Linked DNA regions of Homo sapiens: all the other regions are linked to region 1. The links are chromatin loops, found by intact Hi-C in ENCODE. Cell type or tissue: mammary epithelial cell. All regions are shown on one strand.

Region 1 (5,000 bases):
ATATCCTACTTTTAAGAGGCAAAAAGACATTCTTAAGCCAAATGTTATTAAAGCAAAAAACAACTATGTAGGAAATATTCTGTGCTTTTCCCTACCAGCAGTGTTCAAGCAGAAATCACTTCTGCAGAACTACTGAACAATGAAGGCTGGAAAGGAAATATAAAAGAAGTGGTATTTTGGTAAAAAGATCCTGACCCTGAGGATTCGTACTAGTATTAAGTGTTATAAAATTAACCTTTCAACTGTCCTCTGGGGTCTGAAGAACGCAGCTAAATGAAGGAAAACTAATTCATGAAACAGGCTGCCAAGGAGGATCAAGGAAGGAGCTTGCTATTCAGGAAGCTCAAGAAACAGCACCCAAGCAGGGATGCAGGGCCCAGAAAGAAAAAATTTAACTGATTCCAGAAAAGTCATTGAGCTTTGCTAAAGAAGGAGTCGTGGCAGCCTCACTACCAAACATTTGTACCTACCTCCTCCTCCATGTGGTGAGGAGGATTTGAGGCCTGGCACGAAAGCAAGGCCATCACCATCACCATTATTGCTATTATCAGGGAATCCCCAAGCAATGTCCATTCAAGAGATGTTTGAAGCCTTACGCAGATATTTTCCAGCCTTTGAGTTTTTTGACCCCTTTTTTCTTTAACCTTTGTTCCATTTTGATACATGGAAAGATCCTACTCCACTGTCTCAGCTAGATTTCAGTAGGTTTTTCTGTGTGGGAATGTCTCTACATATCTCTGAGCAGTCTATCTTCTGTGTAGGTGCACCAGCAGGAAGAATTTGTTGATCTTTACTATTGTAAAATAAATATATATTTTTATTATTCAGTATAATACAGAATATTTTATGTATATAATATTATGTTGCTTTATATTTCATTGCTTAATATATTATTGTATTGAGTACATTATTTCCCAAGCATACACAACTTTCTCCTCTCCCCAAAATCCTTTACCACGCCCTTTATAAAAATCACTACTTTAGGACTTAGTCTAGGAGAATTATCTCATTTGTGATGTACATTGCAGGGTGATTTTCTAAAGGAAGCAGGACTTTGTGAGCTTGCTGCATTCCTGTGAAAAGAAGTAAAATAGGAACATAAGGCTAATGTAGAGAAAAGTTGGAGGAAGGGCTAATGAGATTAATTAGATAGACAGATAGATAGATTTATTTTAAACATAAATAAACATCACGCTCTTTAGTCCCTCAATACATAAAAGTGGTCACTTGAGCCACCAGAGCTACAATGAATGAATCCAATACACTTTAATGTAATCGCCATGTCTACCTCACAGTGCTTTTAGACAAATTAGCAAAGGGCACCCCTTCCTCAAGGCACTTTACTTTCATCTTCTGGAAATCATTGAAATATACTGATATTTTTTAAGAACAAGAAACTCCCATCTGCTTTAAAACTTGCATGTAAATTTGTACAAATCTATAATACTTATGATGCGAATCATACTCTGTAGAAAGTCCTCTGTTCAGTCCACAGCTTGCTCAGGGACACCCAGCTCCCCTGGCATCGCTTGTGTAATGCCCTTCACCACAACCATGAGGAGCTGTGTTTGTTTTACGCAAGGCTTCATCTAACTCAGTTCCTGGTACACAGTATGTTCTCCAGATAGCAATTGAATGATGGAATGAATGTGTGAAGAAAAAAATGAATGAATGAATGGCCCCTCTTTAACACAAAAATCTATTGCAAAAGTGAAAAATCAGTACAACTAATGTTTACTGAGCACCTACTATGCATCAGGCCCTGTGCTAAGCATATATGTGCATTCTCATTAAAATCCTGTGAGGTACAGATTTTTACTCTTCACAGAAGTTAAGTAACTTGCTACAGTCATTCAGCTGGTGACTCACAAACCACGGGACCAGATAATCACATTCCTAACCACTACACTGGCAAGTCGGCCTGTATCCTGTCGTGCTCCAAGGGGGAGCTACACCTTTTGGAAACACAGAGTTCCCTTGTGTGGCCAGGCCAAGGAAGAGAAGGCATCCGAGATCCCGTGGCCATGATGATTTCCTTTTCTGTCTGTAAAAACAAAGTTACTCTCTTCATGCAACTTAACCAGTAATGAGGTCAGATCACACAATATTCCTAGTCCTGGCCTGCATACCCAGCACTCACCTTTGAAATCAGTTAGCAGCGAGTCATTAAGCTACAGAATAAGAGCCCTCGCATCACCTGTGGGTGCAACACCTGGGCTAATAGCACCCTCTGAAATGTCCTGGCCACTAGATGGCACTGAAGCTCAAATGTCACAGAACTATACGAAACACGTCCCGCCATGTTTTAGGTAAGACAATAGCAACAATAACCAGAACAGCAACATTATTAAATACTTATGATAAGCTAGGTACTCTTCCAAGGTCTCTATTTGCATTATCACATTGAATCCTCACAACTCTATGGGGTGACTTCATTATTATCGCCATTTTGCAGACAAACAGATTTAGAAAGTCAAGTATCTTGGCCAAGGTCACACCGCTAGTAAGAGGCAGAGCAGAGATTTTAGCTCAGGCAACCTGACTCCAAAGCTCAACATTCCTAACACTCCACTGCCATTTCCTGCTACACTATCATTGTCCTTTCACTTAGCTGCTGAGCACATGTTCAGTATCCACCACAGATTATTTTTGAAACTCCTTTTGGAAAATCCTCTCTCATGAGGGAAAAAGAAAACCTGCATTCAGGCCACATAAGCACATCAGGCACAAGCCAAGATTCAGATGTACTGGAGCTATTTGCTCAAGGGCGCAACCTCAAAAGAATATCATCCTGGTGGTGAAGAAATGGGTCACAGCCTGTGGTGCAGCAAAGCAAAGTCAGCTGGATCCAGCTGCAAGGTCTCACATGTTAGAAAGAGCCCCTAGGAAGACGGCCAAGGGCAAGCCCTGGCTCCTCCTTACTCATCATGATATCTAGAGCATGACACTTAAGCATCTGGAGCCTCTGGTATTGTATCTGTTAAAAGGGGGGAAAATGCATGCCTTGTCTTCTCTACTGGGTAAAAGTAAAATGTATAAAGTGTTCACTGTGGTCATTTCAGAGTTAAGTATAATATCATTAAAAGCCTTCATTACCCCTTTTCACCTAGGCAACATCCTTTGCCTTCTTGCCCCATAATTCCTTTTATAACCCAAGTCTGTTTCCAGAGAACTGTTCTCAAAGCATAGATCTTACCAGATCTGCTCCCCCCAGCCCTGCCAATGACTCTATCTTCAATTCCAAACATAGCAGCTAAGGTCTTCCATCACCCACTTGCAACCTGCCTCTTCTTCCTCATCTCTCCCAACTTCGCCTTTCCTTCACCTTATGCACAACTGGACCAGATGCTTTGCTGTTCCCAAACATTCTTATTTCTCTGCCTCTGCATCTCTGCTCAGATATTCCTTCCACCTGTCCATGGTTTGTGCTGCCCAACGTCAGAGCTATTGGGCTTTTAATTAGAGCTTATGCTCTTCCTTTAAGGAATGACTCCCCTGGCATTGCATTGGCCAAGAGATGGGTATATGACCCAGGTAAGACCTCTCAGTCCCTCTTCCCTTGAAATTTGTACCTTAAGAGAAGTGACCCAACCCAAAAGCACTGGAGTTGACTCATCCTTATAGACCATACTCTGAAAAAAACATTGCCATCAATCCCTAGTACATCAATCTATAACATGTTTCCTTAAAGGTACAGCTTTTTACTTCAATTCAGGAGCTATCTCCACAATCCCCAACAGATTCCCCCTGGTGGTGGTGGTGTTTTTTTAATTTTTTTTTCTCTTCAATTAGCCAGAGTTCATATCTGCTTCTTGCAGCCACTAAATAATCCTTCAAGGTTCAGTTCAAATGGCAATTCTTCATAAAGCCTCATTTAGGCACATTTTATAGCAGTTATTTGTATACACTTCTGTTTTCCCTCTGCATTATTAGCTCCTTAAAGACAGGGATCAGGACTTGTTCATCTTCGTACCCCAACTGCCCCCAGTGGACCAGAAACGTGGTCATTTTTTGGTAAATATTTATTGACTTGAATGGCAAACCAGTTAAGAAGGAGAATTTAAAGTACTTTGTAGGATTCAGTGGTATTTTAATCCTGTGTTTTGTAGTGTTCATGCATGCTGTTATCTAATAAAATTTGTTTTTCTAGAGAAATCATCTATCCAAATTCTACAACCATTATCACATTTTCAAGACAGCCTGAGGCTTACAGTGAATTTGAGAGTTCTCCTCAGATCCAGAGTCTTCTAACTTTTGCCCTGCTTCCCCTCTCTGCTGAAATGTCAGGGCTCTGGCAGCTGCCATTATCAGATCCCAAACAAGCGTGTGAATAACAATGGGAAGTGTGACAATTCCCTAGGTTGTTTTTTTTTCTTTAAGCCTTCACAGGAAGAGCTTGACTATGGCGAATTCTATGTTTAGACTGTAGTCTTTTGTATTTAGTTTAGCAAACTGCATTTCAAGGCCCCTAGGATGCAAGTTATACTCATTATAATGCACGAATAATTTCCCCTTCAACATGATTTTCACATCAGAATGATAAAGGACAACCAAATGATGAGAATGAACTGTTGCAGTATGAAACTGACCCACAGCTTACGTAAAACTGTAAGTGAGCACAATTGAATGTTTATTGAAGCATATTTATAAATACTATCAAACCAAACATGATTCCTGTTATCTCTAATGAAAAAATTATACTTTTCCTTTTTCCTGACAAGGAATGAGGGGAAGGGATAGGGAGAAGGGAAGCTGACAGCAAGGTTTCTTACCCCACTGCTCCCTCTCCATCTAATTAAGAAGTCTGCTGATTGGGGCAGTCCCCACGGCAGCAGCCACCTAGCAGAAGTGCAGGGAAAGCCTTAGATCTGCTTACTTTCCACTATATTAGGCACCCCTGCTTTACATTCTATGAGTTGTCCACTCCCAATAATTACTTCTTTCTGAACACCCATCTTGACAAGAATGAAAAGCCATCACAAAAGGCTATTTTCCAAAAG
Region 2 (5,000 bases), 140 kb after region 1:
GAGGAAATTTGATCAGGAAAAATCATTTGGGCTGGTTTTCAAGAACCTGGTGAAAAGTTTCAGAATTTGCATGTTCTCAGATGGAGTCACACACAGACTAAGAAGAAAAAGGAGGAGGGAGAGAATGAAGAGGAGGAGGAGAGATAAAAAGAAGAAAAGAAACCAAAAAAAAGAAACACTTTTATATCAGGAAATGTTGACATTTTTAAAACAACATATTTTTTCCTGCCTGTGAACCTTAAGCTATGCTTCCAAATCAAGACCTAGAAAAGTCAGCCCAGAATCATGTTTTCGTAGTATCTCCTGCATCAATAATATATTAAAGTAATGTAAATCCTCTGTCTGAAATATGGGAAGGAAAGACAAAAAATTTTCATCCAGGTGACTTGGATAAGATCGGGAACCAAATACCACAATGTCTTTACAAGCCCCTTTCCACGATATTACTAAGAAAAGTGGCTTTCACTGCCAAAGCAAAGAACTGAAGTAGTTTGCTGCATAATTTAGATTCACTTGGCCTAAATTCATCAAGGAATTGAGAATTTGGGGGCGTTGGAGGCAGTAGACTTTCTTTGCCTGGGGAATAGTCTCACTTTTCACCTTCATTTGTCACTAGATATAAAATTCCTCTAAAAGCTCAAGTAAGCAGGCATACAAGTAGCTTACTGATATTTCTGTATTATTATTGCTCTGTAAAATTAACATTTATTGAAGATTAACTATGTGCTACAGACTTCACATATATCATCTCATTTCATTCTCATGAAACATCCTCAGGAAAAAAAATATATCTCAACCATGATTTTCAGTTAAGGAAACTGGTATTCCAAGAGAGAATCAGTAAGCTGCCCAAGATGACAGAGCCAGTAGGTGGAAAAGAAAGGATGTGAATTCACCTCTATCTCATACACACACACACATACACACACTTACACACACACCATTTTGTTTGGATTCATCAAAAAGGGAGCACATGAAAAAACTGCTGGGAAATCTATGTGTGATAAAATATAGTGAGTTTGCTTTTACAATGATTACTGGGAGGAATTTATATTTGTAAAGTGAGTTGTCATGAAATCAGGTGATGAATTCGATCTATACATTCATGAAAGAGATTTCTTATTCATTCTGTTTTATACACTTAGAAAATGAGTTTAGTCAGGAGATCAAGACCATCCTGGCTAACAGAGTGAAACCCCATCTCTACCAAAAATACAAAAAATTAGCTGGGTGTGGTGGCATGCATCTGTAATCCTAGCTACTCAGGAGGTTGAGGCAGGAGAATCCCTTGAACCAGCGAGGCGGAGGTTGCAGTGTGACAAGATCGGGCCACTGCACTCCAGCCTGGGTAACAGAGCAAGACTCCGTCTCGAAACAAAATGAGTTTAGGTGACTTGGCTTAGGGAGTCATTAGTTAAATGAGAACTATGACAAAAGGTACCTGAGCTTTTGGCTCTCTGGCCTTGTTTAAAGCATGTTATGGGTTATCATTATAAAAGACAACCCTCGCCCCATCATGGATATGTAGACTTGGATATTGTAGATTGTGGTTTTGGTGACTGTTTTGTTGACTGATTGTTAAATTTAGCTTAAGATAGAGGAAGAGAGCTTCCTCAATGCAGTGTAGTAGTTAAGAGAACAAACCTTGGGATCAAACAGACTGAATATGAATTCACATTCTACCTCTTAATGGTTATGTGCCCAGGACAAGTTATTTAATACCTAGAGCACCCATTTTCTCATTCGAAATGTGGGAATGAGAAAAGTATCTACCTCACTGGTTTACTGTGGAGGTGAGTTAACTCATGTAACCCACTTGTTCACAAAACCTAACATATTTTAGTTATCATTAGAGGCACACTCAGGCAAAAGAAATATCAGGCTTTTGAAAAATGCACAGTGGGCATACCTTCTTAAAACTAAGTGTGAGTATTAAAATCATTTTTCCAGAAAAAAGTAATCTCTCAGGTATAGTATCCCTGGTGTATTGGCGAAATTACAGTTGATGTTGAGGTTACTTTTTATATTCATCATTTCCCTTTCAGAAAACTCAACGCACAAGCCACCAATACAAAGCACCAGTCATCCTGCGTTAGATAAAATTGAAGATGGAGAAATGTTTTCCTCCTTCTCATAAACAATCATGTCACAAATGTATTTAAATCTGACCTACACTAGTCAGCAATTTTACTGTTTCCACTGTGGCTCTATTAAATACCTGGTCACCATCCTATATCTAAAAATATTATATAATCAGAAATCAATCTCATACAGCTCCCTATCAAGAATGGATAACAATGACGTTAAGTATTCCTTCCATGATTTACTTTGGCATAATTAATAATAACTTTATTAGACATTAGTTATTAGACAAGCTTACAGAGAATATAATATACTTACCGTCAGTAGATTCTAGACTCAAAAATTATTAAATAAATGAAGGAAGAAAGGAATAAATGAGTAAATAAATAAATAATATAAGAATGGCAGAATTCTCCCCTATCCAAAAACATGTTTTCAGGGACAAAACAAAGAACATTAGCGCCACCTCGAGGCAGAAGTCTATTTGAAACGTAAGATAGACCTGAATCTTAGGAGAAGATTAGCACTAAAAGGAGTAGCAGAGATGGTCATTAGGGCCCTGTGTGGCTATAAATAGTAGCACATAGGTGGCGACTGAGCACTTGAAATTTGGATAGTCCAAATTGAGATGTACCGTGAGTGTAAAATACACACCAGATTTTGAAGATGGAAAAAAGAATGTAAAACATCTCATTCCTAATTTTTATCTTGATGACAGAAAAATTATTTTTGATTATATAATGTTAAGTACAATATTTATTATTATAATTATTATTAATTTTACCTAGTTATTTTTATCTTTTTAATGTGGCGGCTAGAAATTTAAAATTAAATCTGTAGCTCCGTTATCTTTCTATTGGACAATACTAATCTCACCCTTACTGCTCAGAATGTGGGCCAGGGACCAGCAGCATGGTTATTTATTACCTGGGAGCTTGTTAGAAATGCAGAATCCCTGGCCTTATCCCCAGCCTTCTGAATCAGTTTTGCATTTCAGCAAAATCCCCAGGTAACTAGTATGTATATTAAGTTTGAAACTTGCTGATGTAATCCAATCCCCTTGTTTTACAAATGCGCAAACTAAGACCCGTGTTGGCGGCATGGCTCATTCTTGGTTATCTACCTGGTGACCCTAAAACCCCGGTGATCTTGAAACTACTAAATATCCACTTTATAATACATCCTCCTAAGGACCCATCTATTGCTTAGAGTAAAAATAAAGTAAGACTACTGCTTCATTGGCAAACAAAACACATTATTGTAAATATACAAGAAAATGTGATGTACTTAGGGATCCTTGTAACAGAATTGTAGGGTATTCAGTGTTTGTGTAAGTCAGTGACTACACTTAGAAAACCTCTGCTGTCTAAGCTATTACTACAAATAACATACTTCGGCCATGAAAAAAGGCCAGAGTGCAGAATCAATAATGCACATTCCAATCACTGAGTCAGTAAAATCAATTTAAAGAAGACTGATTCCTTTATGCTAAGTAAGAAGGAATTATAGTTTTGTAACTGAGTTCCTTGTGGGAAAGTCTTATTCATTCTTCCAATGTCCAGCTCCCCACAATATATTTAGCACATACAAGATTTTGAATAACTATTTGTTGAATGAAAACATTCGTTTCTGTTTATTGGGTCTATACCTCAGGAAACATCCCCTTCTTTACATTGTCTAGTAACAATGTAAAGAAACTAAGGAAAACACTTAAGTAGGAACCACAGCTAAAATTAGTAGTGATTTTATGCCAAAATCTCTTTGTAACTAAGCACATTGTTAAGAGAAAATTCAAATAGATGTTAGCTTTGGTTGTGAAAATAAAATCCATTGCATAGAAAGGTGAGGTTCCAATTAAAATAATATTGGCAGGTAACTCCAAGGAGCAAAAGTGGTTAAAATATTTTCACTCATCTTTGTAAAGATTGTTATAAGACAGATTAATCAAGCCTAATCAATTCCCAGTGTGCTGTGCATATGAATCAAATGTTCCTCTCACAAGAGAGCATTTTTTTGAATACCAAATGGAAAATGTAGATTTAACTTAGGAAATGAAGTTTTGTGTTATAGAAATTGAATATACTAAGTAGAATAGGAAGAACCTTAATGAAATGATTTTTTTATGATGTAAGTCATATAGGAAGGAAAGTTTAACTCCCACTCTCTTCCTTTCAATTGTCCCATTTCCTCATGTTTTATCCATTACTCATGTCATGTTTTGTCATTAACCTAAATAAAATAATGGGACATCAATCCTACTTGTTATACATAATAATGAACAGATTACTGTCACATATAATTATTGAAATGGTAATAATGGTAATAATAATAATAAATAGCAAACCCAAATATTAATTTATATATCATTAATTTGGCAATACCTTACAGCATTTCCTCTATCACTGTCTTGAATGTATATTGAATAATTCATTCATTGAATAATATATATTGAGAACTTATATGCCAGGCACTGACACAGTCACTAGAAATACAGCAGGGAATAAAATAGTCTTTCCCTCCTGGAGTCTGTGCATAAATGATGAAATGCACAGCATATCAGTATGTAGTAAGTGACATGGAGAACACTAAGGGGGAAATGCCAAGGAGGCAGAGGAGCTGTTTTACTCGGATTGGTCTTCCTTAAGGGGAATTTTGAGTAGGGACTTGAAAGAAGCAAGGGAGGAGGCCATGCAGATATATGGGGGTGAGCTGCTAATAGAACAGAAGGACAGAGGCCCCAAGGCAAGAGCATACCTAGCAGGTTGAGGAAAAACGTAGAGGGAGGACTGGAGTGGACACAGCCAGAGAGGTAGCAGGGCCCAGATCAGCCAGGCCCTTGCAGCCACTGTAAGGACTTTGGATTTTCCTCTAAAGTAAGAGAGAAAGCCACTAACTAGAGGGTTTAGCAGAGACGTCCA
Region 3 (5,000 bases), 59 kb before region 1:
AACAAGGCTCTCAATAACTTCAAATTCATATTTGTAGACCAACATAGTTTTTTGTTTTTTGTTTTTGCTCCATTAAATGTCATTCGTTTTCATTGGCAAGCTTGAGCTGGACTCTTCAGAAAGTTCTAAAGAAATAACTGTAAGAGGTACACATGCTACTACTCAATAAAAAGCCCTTCTATGTTCAAATCCCATAACCAATATTAATTAATTTGTGCACTGTTACCCTTCCAGCTCAAAGACGGGAAGGAAAAACAACAGTGCCTCTGTCTCTAGAATTTGATGGCACCAATTACAGCCCAATCCAATTAAGCAAGTAATGCACTCCAAAAGGGCAAGTTCACCATTATATTCAGGGCGACCGGCCTGCCGTTACTACTACGCTAGGAAACACCCCAGGCTTAAAAGCAACTCACTTCTTTGTGGAATACAGAGCAACCACATGTTCCAGACCTTCATTCTCTGCCCAGAAAGGGGGAGAGAGAGGGCTTGTCTGGGACAAATGAGTGTCCATGGTGGACTGGACCCGTTGAACCAAGTCATTATAAAGAAAATTCAGTAACCATGGACAGATGATCCTGGTACTGTATGTGGGTGTGAGTGTCTTCTAAGACATGTGATTCTTGTCTTAGGGAGTAAGAAATTTTTTTCCCTGAATTATTCGACTTTTTTTTTTTCTTTCTCTGACCCTTTCCCCTTTCTCACCCTGCAAAGGGTGGAAATCTGGATATCAGCAAACTGGCTGCAGGAAAGAAATATTATCTAAGGGGTTGAGAGAGAAAGGAAAGTGAGGAAGAAAAGACAGACAGCTATTGCATGAAGAACGTGTGTGTTCCTAATTGAAGGAGACGGAAATTTTAGGCGGCAGGGAGAGGAAGGAATGGCACTAAAGCTAGGTACCAAGGCCCACAGGAAAGGTTTTCGGAGCTTGAACTTCTGACTATGCGCTTACACCAAGGACCACAGCGCTTTGAAAGATGTGCAATGCTTTACGCAGGACAGTTGGCTGTTACTTGGAGACCCTTGGGGAAGCTGTCAAAGCCCCCAGGACAAGTCCCTATTCCCCCCCTTCTTCGCTCTGCAAGGAGAGCGGCGTCCTGCACCAAGGAAGGAAAAAAAGTTTCTCTCCGCTCCAGACCCCACTTCACACAGTGGTGTGCAAGTGTGTTCGAGCATGAAGACAACAACGGGCCGGGTCCCGCAAAGAGGCAGAACCGAGTGTACCGTCCGATCCGGGAGACCCGGCCTGAGATTCCGGCAAGGTTTTCTTCCCCGGGCCCGGACTAGGATGTTGCGCGCAGCCAGACAACTTTTCACCGCCTGTTCTCGCCTGCGGAGGCACCTCCTGCCTGCCAACCCCAGGCGCCTTCCCACCCCAGCCTCCCAAGAGCCTGAGGGTGTGTCGGCATCTCAGGACATGCTCCAGCCGAGGTCCCTGTCGCAAACCAGAGTCCTAGAAAAGGAACTGGGCTAGAGCACAGGCGACCACAGACTCGCTGGGTAATCTTGGGCCAGTCTCTGAGCCTCAGTTTCCCCACTGGTAAATGAAAGATCGCAAAATGTCAAGTCCTGTCCAACTCTCCAGCTCTACGATTCCGAGTTAGATCTGGCTTTCAGGTCCTCTCCGCCCTCACCCGACCTGTCTGCCTTCCTCCTCCAGAGTGGGCTCCTTACCCACAGAGGCGGCCCGGGTCTCCACGCAGAGCCACAGGGCGACGGCCAGCAGCACCTTGCTCTGCATCCTGCACCTCGAGCCGGGCGAAATGCCCAGAACTCGGGAGCCGGTTCTTTCTCCCAGCGCCTGTCTAGAGAAGGAGGCGCGGAGGTGGAACTCGCGGCACCCCGCAGCGCAGGACAGTTGAGCGCACAGGGCTAGGGAGCCCGGGCGCCGACCGCGGCTGCAGGGGCGTCTGCGGGTGCCGGTAGGAGAGGATATCCAGGCTGCCAGACGGACTTTCTGCGGCGCGCAAGTGATGCCCGGCGCAGGCAGAGGAAACGCAGCGACCACACATTGACCGCTCTCCCGGGGTCCCGGGACTCAGTGCAGGGTGGGAGCTGGTGCCGAAACTCTAGAGCGCGGAGGCGGGGCCATGCGGGGCGGGGCCGGAGCGGAGGAGGGGCTCTCCCGTGCGGCCAGCCCCGCCCCTCACCCGGGTACCCGGCGGCGATCTCCAGCTCCCCAAGCCCATTTACATCTCCCCATTTCCCCACACAACTGGACTGCGCTGGGCCCCAAGTCGCCCAGGAGAGAACATCCCAGAGCAACAACTTTGTTTCTGGTGTAAATAAAAAGTACTCGGTAACGGGCGCTGAGCAACTCCAAGATTTAATCGCTTGCCGGTCCCCGAAATTTGGGGAGCATCACCAGGAGCGCTGCGAAGAGCAGCGCTCCCTCACCAGGCGCGTCAAAGTGCAGGACCCTCTTCGCCATCGCGCGCGTCTGAAGTGGCCGAGAATCTGCAGCAGTTTGGAGCCACAAGGGAGAAGCGGATACTCAGCCAAGTATGCCGGGTCGCAAGCTGGCAGCGACTCCTGCCAGTAGTTTTGGTTTTTGTATAAGGGTATTTTGTTTGGCCAGTATAATTGTAGTTTAAAAAGCTGAATCTGGTTGCTCTTAATCAGAAAACGCACTTGCCCAGTTCGCCAACATTCCCGCTATTTCCCAAAATATTTGGCGGCTCCAAGTTTGAAGTGACCTGCCTAGCCCCAAGAAGGCTTTTGTCCATCGTGCTCCCCAACGAAGAGCCCTAGTGAAAGTTTGGCCATGCCCCTTTTCAGAGCAGAGCTTCCAGCCAAGATATCCTTAGTCCCAGGGGAAGGAGGCCAGCTGCCAGCGTGCTTCAGTGGAGGAGCAATGAAGCAAAAGCACCTAGGACACTCTGTGACCAAATTGCACAACTGTCTCCACGTGTGTGGACTTCTTGTGGCAGCTGTTTGGAGGGGAACTCCAATTCCTTCCTGACCACATTCGTTCCTTCTGGTTTTCTGTCCATATCTCCCCACACCTGGGGAGTGACATCAAATGTCCCCTAACTTCATTAAATATGAATCTTCCAGATGCCTATGTCTTTTACCTCCCAGAGGTGCTTTTTAATGACAACCTAAAGGACCATTCTTCACCAAGATAAACACACAGAATTATTATATCTACACCTAATTCAAACTAGATTGATTGTATACAATTAATGTAACCTGTTACTTATCTTCATCTGTTTTTAAATATTTACTGTATTCACGCTTTTACTTTTCCAAGTTGACAGGTGAAATATTTTAATGCTGAAATATAATGAATGTATATGGCAAAAAAAAATTTTGGAAAAACACAAAAAGGCTTAGAGTGAAAAGACTTTTCTTTTGGCAGAGGCATTTTTATGTTTCCTTTTTTTTCCAAGCAGATTCTTAAACACAAGTATGTAGACATGTCACCCTTCTCTTCCCACAATTGCTTGGTATAAATGCTATTTGAGCCTTGGCTTTTTTCCCTTTAAATTTGATTTATTTATTTGAGACAAGGTCTCACTATGTTGCCCAGGCTGGTCTCCAATGCCTGGACTCAGTCCATCCTCCTGCCTCAGTCTCCCAAAGTGCTGGGATTACAAGCACGAGCCACCCTGCCCAGCCTTCACTTTATAATATACACTGGAGATTCGTTCTACATCAACCTTTAAAGCTCCATCTTTTATTTATTTATTTATTTATTTATTTATTTATTTATTTTTATATAGAGGCAGGGTCTCACTATGTTGCCTAAGCTGGCTGCGAACAAAGCTCCATCCTTCCATCTTTTCAATGTTGGCATAGTGCTCTACTATATAGATGTACTCATATTTATCTGGGAGGTATTTATTTGGGGAGGGGAGAGAATCTTTAAAGAAACTCCTCTCTTCCTGCTAGTAAACTCAGCAAATAAAATAGGATGGACTCTGGCAAAGTTGGATAAAGGGGTGGGAGATGGAACCTGGTTTGGAGAGGGCAGTTTTTCTCCATCCCCATCACCAAACAATTCCCTATCAGCCTTATTTACAGTTCATGACACTTCCTCTTCCATGTCTCATTTAAGAAGATAGTGTCTCCTCTGAATGCAAACCAGAACCTGCAGGCCCGTGGTAATAGCCCCCTTTAGAAGTCTTGGAGGAAATGATGCGTCTTTGATGGCCGCAAGACCAGAATTTGGCAGAGTCTCAATGAAATCAGTCTACCACATTCCCTCCCACACAGCACTTAGAAGTGCCTTAGGTTCACAAAAAAAATGGCAAAGTCTGTTAAAAAAAAAAAAGATAGAAAAGAAAGAAAGAAAGGCTGTTCCATGTGCAGCACCCTCTCGTTATCTGGCATTGCAAAGGAGTGACTTTTGTGAGTTAACCCAACAGTAAGGCACCTAGCAAAGTGCCCCAAATGTGTTGAGTGTTCCATAGATGCTATTCAGATGCCACAGCAGAGTAGTAGCTAAGTGCACAGACTCTGGATTTTATTCCCAGATCTACCGCTTATGATCTGTGTGATCTTTACCAACTTACAAGTAACTTATCTATGAAACACAAAAAAAATTATAATAGTACCTTCTTCATAGGGTTCTTACAAGAATTAAAGGAGTTACTGCATGTAAGGCACTTGGAGTAGGCCCCAACACAGCTAGTAAAGATCTTGGACATAGAAAGCACCAGATACACATTAAGAAACATTCTGCAAAGGTTGCTTATACTACAATGCATGGGCTTCTTCATGCTGCTGAGATCTAAACTGCTAAGCAGGCTCATTCATTCAACAGTTTTTGAGCACCTACTATATGCTAGGCATTGAACCAGGAACTGGGGTTACGATGGTGAAAATAATGTCAAGATGAGCTTAAATGAGGAATCATTGTAATAGCCTCACCCAAGACAAATTTAATTTAATCTTTAAGCACTTCTTGTCTCCAGCTACTTTTCTGGGCTTGTACATACAGAATATACATTGTTCATACTCAAAGCACACTGCATAAATTACTCTCCATGATCTCC
Region 4 (5,000 bases), 210 kb before region 1:
CGCCATTCTAACTGGTGTGAGATGGTATCTCATTGTGGTTTTGATTTGCATTTCTCTGATGGCCAGTGATGATGAGCATTTTTTCATGTGTCTTTTGGCTGCATAAATGTCTTCTTTTGAGAAGTGTCTGTTCATATCCTTCGCCCACTTTTTGATGGGGTTGTTTGTTTTTTCTTGTAAATTTGTTTGAGTTCATTGTAGATTCTGGATATTAGCCCTTTGTCAGATGAGTAGATTGCAAAAATTTTCTCCCATTCTGTAGGCTGCCTGTTCACTCTGGTGGTAGTTTCTTTTGCTGTGCAGAAGCTCTTTAGTTTAATTAGATCCATTTGTCAATTTTGGCTTTTGCACAACACTTTTTTTCTAATGACTATAGGAACAGATTGAATATGAGAGCTAAGCAGATTTTAAATATAAGTATGTTTTTTACTAAAGCCCTTTGTATCAGTTAAGAATTGTGTTAAGCTCCAAGTAAAAGAGGTCCCCCAAAACATAGGTTTAAACAAATTAGGAAACTTATTTTTCTCAGGTAATGAAGAATGTGGACATGGGAGGTCCAGGGTGGGAATGGTAGCTCACAATTCACCAGGGACTTAGACTCCTTTTACATTTCTGTTCAGTCATCTTTAAAGGTTGTCTAGTGGCCTCAAGATGGCTGCCAGAGTTCTAGCCATCCTGTTCAAGCTCCAGACAAGAAGAATGAGAAGAGCAGTGGACAAAACAGTATGCCATGGGAGTCAACCCCTTTTTAAGGAGCTTCTCTAGGAAGTTCCTCTCAACAACTTCCACTTCTATTTCACCAGCCAAAACTTGGCTACTTCTATCTGCAAAGGAGTTTGGGAAATTTAGAGGATTTTTCTTTGTTTCATTATTTTCACACATCAGATAGATATATGGCTACTCCTTCCCCAGACAGGGTTCTATTAGGTAGGGAGAAAGTGAGAGGATAGGCTGGCCTGGCTAGTTAAAATAAGGCTGCTTTCTGAGTCAGATTCAGAGGAACTGGACTCTCAGAGGCACAGAAGCAGGCTCTGCCAGGCCTCAGGCTTCTACGTCAGGTAGGAAAATAACTTTGGTCCTGTGTCACATCTTCAGGGTTGGAGAAGGAGCATCTCTCTTTAAGGAACAAGAAGACTACATTTTTTAATTTCAGGGAATGATTGGGAACTTATCCCAGGTCAGCAGTGGGTCTGGGAAGGAGATCTGGACATTCTTCAAAGGAGATTTTGCCTTTTCCAGACTTCCCATTTCTATTCCTCTTGCATTCCTGTGCTCTAGTCCCTGCTGCAAATGAGAAACTTCACTTTTTTTTTTTTTTTAACAGGTCAGGGTGTTTGGGGATGTTGGTACAGAAGAAGAACAGTTATGTCTGCCTCAAATTTACCAGACAGAGCAGGTAACCCAATTTTTAAAGGCAGATGTATCCTAACCATCATCAAAGCTTCATTCACCTTTGAATTTAAGGTTTTGCCCTCAAACCATGATTTTTGTTATCCTGCTAAGATCTTACATGGAGTTGTTAGTTTAATTAAATTCAGCTATTTCAAGATGGAATACTTGACTGAACATAGGAGAAAGCTGAGAACTACAAAGACAAAAATGAATCCTGCCCTATCATCTTATTTAGAAAAACTTTTTCTTATATTCATTCCTTCATTTCATTCAACTGTATTGATCAAGCAGCTCCATGTGCTAGGTTCAGGATACACCACAGGTCTTGAAACCTGGTACATACCCACGAGGAATGTGTTCCCAATTGCATGAGAAACAGTGAGGAGCCAATTATAGTTCAGAGTAGCAAGGGCGATGATGTCTATGCATAGTCTTAAAAAACGGAAAGATGGGGCTACTGCCATACAGCAGAAAATCAGTTTGGAAGAAAGGTCAGGGAAGGCTTGTTGGACATGGTGAAATCCGAGACCTAATTCATCAATTTTCAGGAGCATCGAGCCTGAACTTCAAAGTCAATCCTCTTTTAAACTAACAAAACCAAATCATGTGCTCATGCGCTTATCTGGAAAATAAAAACATACGTAATATTAGTACTCAAAAGCTAAGATCACAGGTAAATTCAATTTCAAAGCAAAAATCAAAATGAACAATCAACACAGTGGACCATTTCCTCTTATTAGCAGATGAGGAAAGCTTAAAATTAATCGTGTCGCCTGGTACAGCAAGCAGTCACTTCAAAGTTAAACGCTAGGTGGTGTTCTTAGCACGGTTTGCTATCTTTGACGTCTTAGAAACAGTGAGGGTTCACTCCTTTCCAGGAAAAAGAAAGCAAAATGCTGAATACCCCTATCACAAAATTGATTTTATAAGAATAAATAACACCTTTAATGGTATTCTTTTCTTACCATGAGCAATACATTTATTTTTTTTTAACAGTAAATATTTTCTGGTAGATAGGCACATTATTCCTTGCAAAAATGAGATGGAACCACTAGAGGGACAAACTCTCCCAGGACCTAGTCAGCCAAGCAGTTTTGTAAAGGCAGCAATAGCCTCTGGATACCGAAGCCAGGAGTTAGAGAACCGTATTCAAGTGTCCCCCAAGCAACCTGAACCCATTACTCAACTTCATAGTCTCCTTGGAGAAGTTCGCAATTTAGAAGAAGTTGATAGAAAATGTTTTACACCCAAATCACCAAAGCTGGGCCTTGTTACATGCCTGCCTCCTCCTCCACCAAGTAGAAAATGTTAGATTAGAAGATTAAGGGATACTATGCAAAGCACGTTAAGCTCCTTGAGTAAAAGGAATTAGGAGGATATCAGATGGTAGCAATAAGTTTCAAAGACGACAAACGGAAGAGTGATACCTTACCTTGTAAAACCATTCTCCATAAAATAGGAAAAAATCAGATAGCACAAGGCAGAGAAGAAAAAAAAGAAGGAAATAATAACAACAGAAAATATTTTAGGCCAATAATCAACCTACAGAGGGGAAGAATATAGATCTCTTTTATCTAAAAGGAATGAATAGTTTTTTTAATGTTGAAACTAGAAACCAACTAATACAACACTAGGCAGAGAATACAAAAGTAGAAAATGATTTAGTCCTGAAAAATATTTTAGGCAAATAGTTCATTGATATTTGGTTTCCAAACACTGGTCAAAGAACCAGTCCTGATCCATGACAAAGTTTTCACTGGTCTGTGATGAAAAGCAGAAAATAAGGACATCATAAAAAGTCTTTCAGAAAGCTAATTTTTTTTTTTTTTAAGATGGAGTTTCACTCTTGTTGCTCAGGCTGGAGTACAATGATGCAATCTAGGCTCACTGCAATCTCCGCCTCCTGGGTTCAAGTGATTCTCCTGCCTCAGCCTCCCGAGTAGCTGGGATTACAGGCGCCCACGACCATGCCCAGCTAATTTTTTTTTTTTTTTGTATTTTTAGTAGAGATGGAGTTTCACCATGTTGGCCAGACTGGTCTCGAACTCCTGACCTCAGGTGATCCCCCCACCTCGGCCTCCCAAAGTGCTAGGATCACAGATGTGAGACACCGCGCCCAGCCTAGAAATCTAAATTTGATAGATTTAAAGAACTTATTTTTATTCTAAAATTAGATCTTTTCTGCCTTTTTATGGTACAAGATGTTTTCTAAAGTTAAAAAAAGAAAGAAAAAGCTTCTCCTAGGAAGTGGTCATCATAGAGGTGTTTATGTGTTATTTCATTCTGTTTTGTTATTAGTCCTTATTTTGCAAACTCTAATGTACCATCATTATGTATAGTTTTGAAATGTTACTGGTCTGAGAAATCCAAAAGTCTGAGAACTACTGCATCAACAACTAATTTAAGAGAGAACTAACTAGTCAGCAAGGTGTTATTCACTCATTTATTCAAGAGCCAATTACAGTCCAGAGTAGCAAGAGGGATGATGTCTAAATATTCATTGAATCCTTTGTTGGTCCTGGGCTGCATTGGGCCAGGGGTGATGAGCATTAGCAAGGCTGGCATTGGTCCTCCTCACAGAACATGCCATCTGGCAGGAATGTCTGGGGTGGTGAGCAGGTTGAGGCCCATTGTGATGTTAAGGATGATGGTATATTAAGCTTGTAATTGCACATGGGATAATTTTTTACAACGTATGTAGAATTTTGCACTATATCTTTTTTAATCCACCTTGGATGAACAGTGTGTTTCTTTCCTGTAAAAACTGAGTAAGTGAATGTCTGTTTCTATCAAGCTACTTTAAAAATATATATCCACATCTCACTATGATAGTTGCCAAGACTCTTGGTTCAAGGCCCTGGGCTGGCTGTCTACATACAATGTGCCACAAAAGGCATCTCTGTAAAGATGGAACCCCAAAGGTTGCAGAATGAATATCCCTTACCTATTCTGAAAAGGTACAGCAGTAAGGTCTAGGTGCGGACAAGGGAAGTTATTTCTCACCCTGCCAAGGAGAAGGAAGAGTCAGCTTAAGGGATCTATGGAGGCTCTTTTTTCCAAAGCATCCCTGTAGAGGCATCCCTGAGGGACAGCCAGCCAGCTGGTTATGTTGCTTTTCAATGTGACATTTCTGGACTCTTGGGATCATTGGGTTATATTTGGAATTCATCCTGGCCACTGTCTGGGTCTCCCATCTTTAACAGGCACATCAGCAGGACAGTTTTAGATAGAAAAGATCGATAAAATCTGGCAGCACTTGCACTGGTTTCCATGGTGACATGCTGAGCACCTACTGGTCCTTAAAGACCAGCAATATGAATAGTTAAAATGAATTATTTCAGGGCCCTCTAGCCTAGAATATAGGGATCCAAGATAAGAAAATTTTTTAAAGCCTATTCTTCTGGAACATAATTGATAGCTATAGATACATACACAGGAAGGGACATTAGAAAGAAATATCCAAGCATGATTTTGTTTATAGAAAAATAAAAACAAACAGAGATTGGCTATAAGTATTTTTATATCAGAGAATTGTTTCAGTGCATTACCTGGAGCCTTACTTGCTGAGGTCTTCAGGTCCTTTAGGGAAGTGTTTCAGAACATGTACA

The links. A loop is a pair of places that touch in the nucleus more often than their neighbours do. Peaks named below come from ENCODE experiments on the same cell type or tissue, not always from the same donor. Only the 100,000 strongest peaks of a DNase experiment are listed, where the experiment ranks them.
Region 2: it touches region 1 in a loop (9-fold over the local background); 27 of 110 quality-filtered maps call a loop at or near these places.
Region 3: a loop joins it to region 1, with 11 times the contacts of the local background. A loop is called at or near these places in 15 of 110 quality-filtered maps.
Region 4: it touches region 1 in a loop (13-fold over the local background); 6 of 110 quality-filtered maps call a loop at or near these places.

What each region holds. Positions count from the first base shown.
Region 1 is chr4:55,182,556-55,187,555 of GRCh38, forward strand. No RefSeq gene overlaps it. Among named protein-coding and RNA genes, the nearest start is that of KDR, 59 kb to the left of the region's middle. In mammary epithelial cell, a CTCF peak has its summit at 2,246 (motif pointing right); DNase peaks (open chromatin) are centred at 1,566 and 1,926; H3K27ac peaks cover 2,021 bases.
Region 2 is chr4:55,319,321-55,324,320 of GRCh38, forward strand. No RefSeq gene overlaps it. Among named protein-coding and RNA genes, the nearest start is that of SRD5A3, 24 kb to the right of the region's middle. In mammary epithelial cell, a CTCF peak has its summit at 2,544 (motif pointing left); a DNase peak (open chromatin) is centred at 2,581.
Region 3 is chr4:55,123,553-55,128,552 of GRCh38, forward strand. It overlaps KDR (kinase insert domain receptor), which reads right to left and starts at 2,043. Exons shown (of 30, transcript NM_002253.4): 1 at 1,675-2,043. The coding sequence starts at 1,741. In mammary epithelial cell, no CTCF peak of the experiment used is centred here; no DNase peak of the experiment used is centred here; H3K4me3 peaks cover 1,422 bases; H3K27me3 peaks cover 1,158 bases.
Region 4 is chr4:54,969,358-54,974,357 of GRCh38, forward strand. No RefSeq gene overlaps it. Among named protein-coding and RNA genes, the nearest start is that of LINC02358, 130 kb to the left of the region's middle. In mammary epithelial cell, CTCF peaks have their summits at 2,214 and 2,436; no DNase peak of the experiment used is centred here.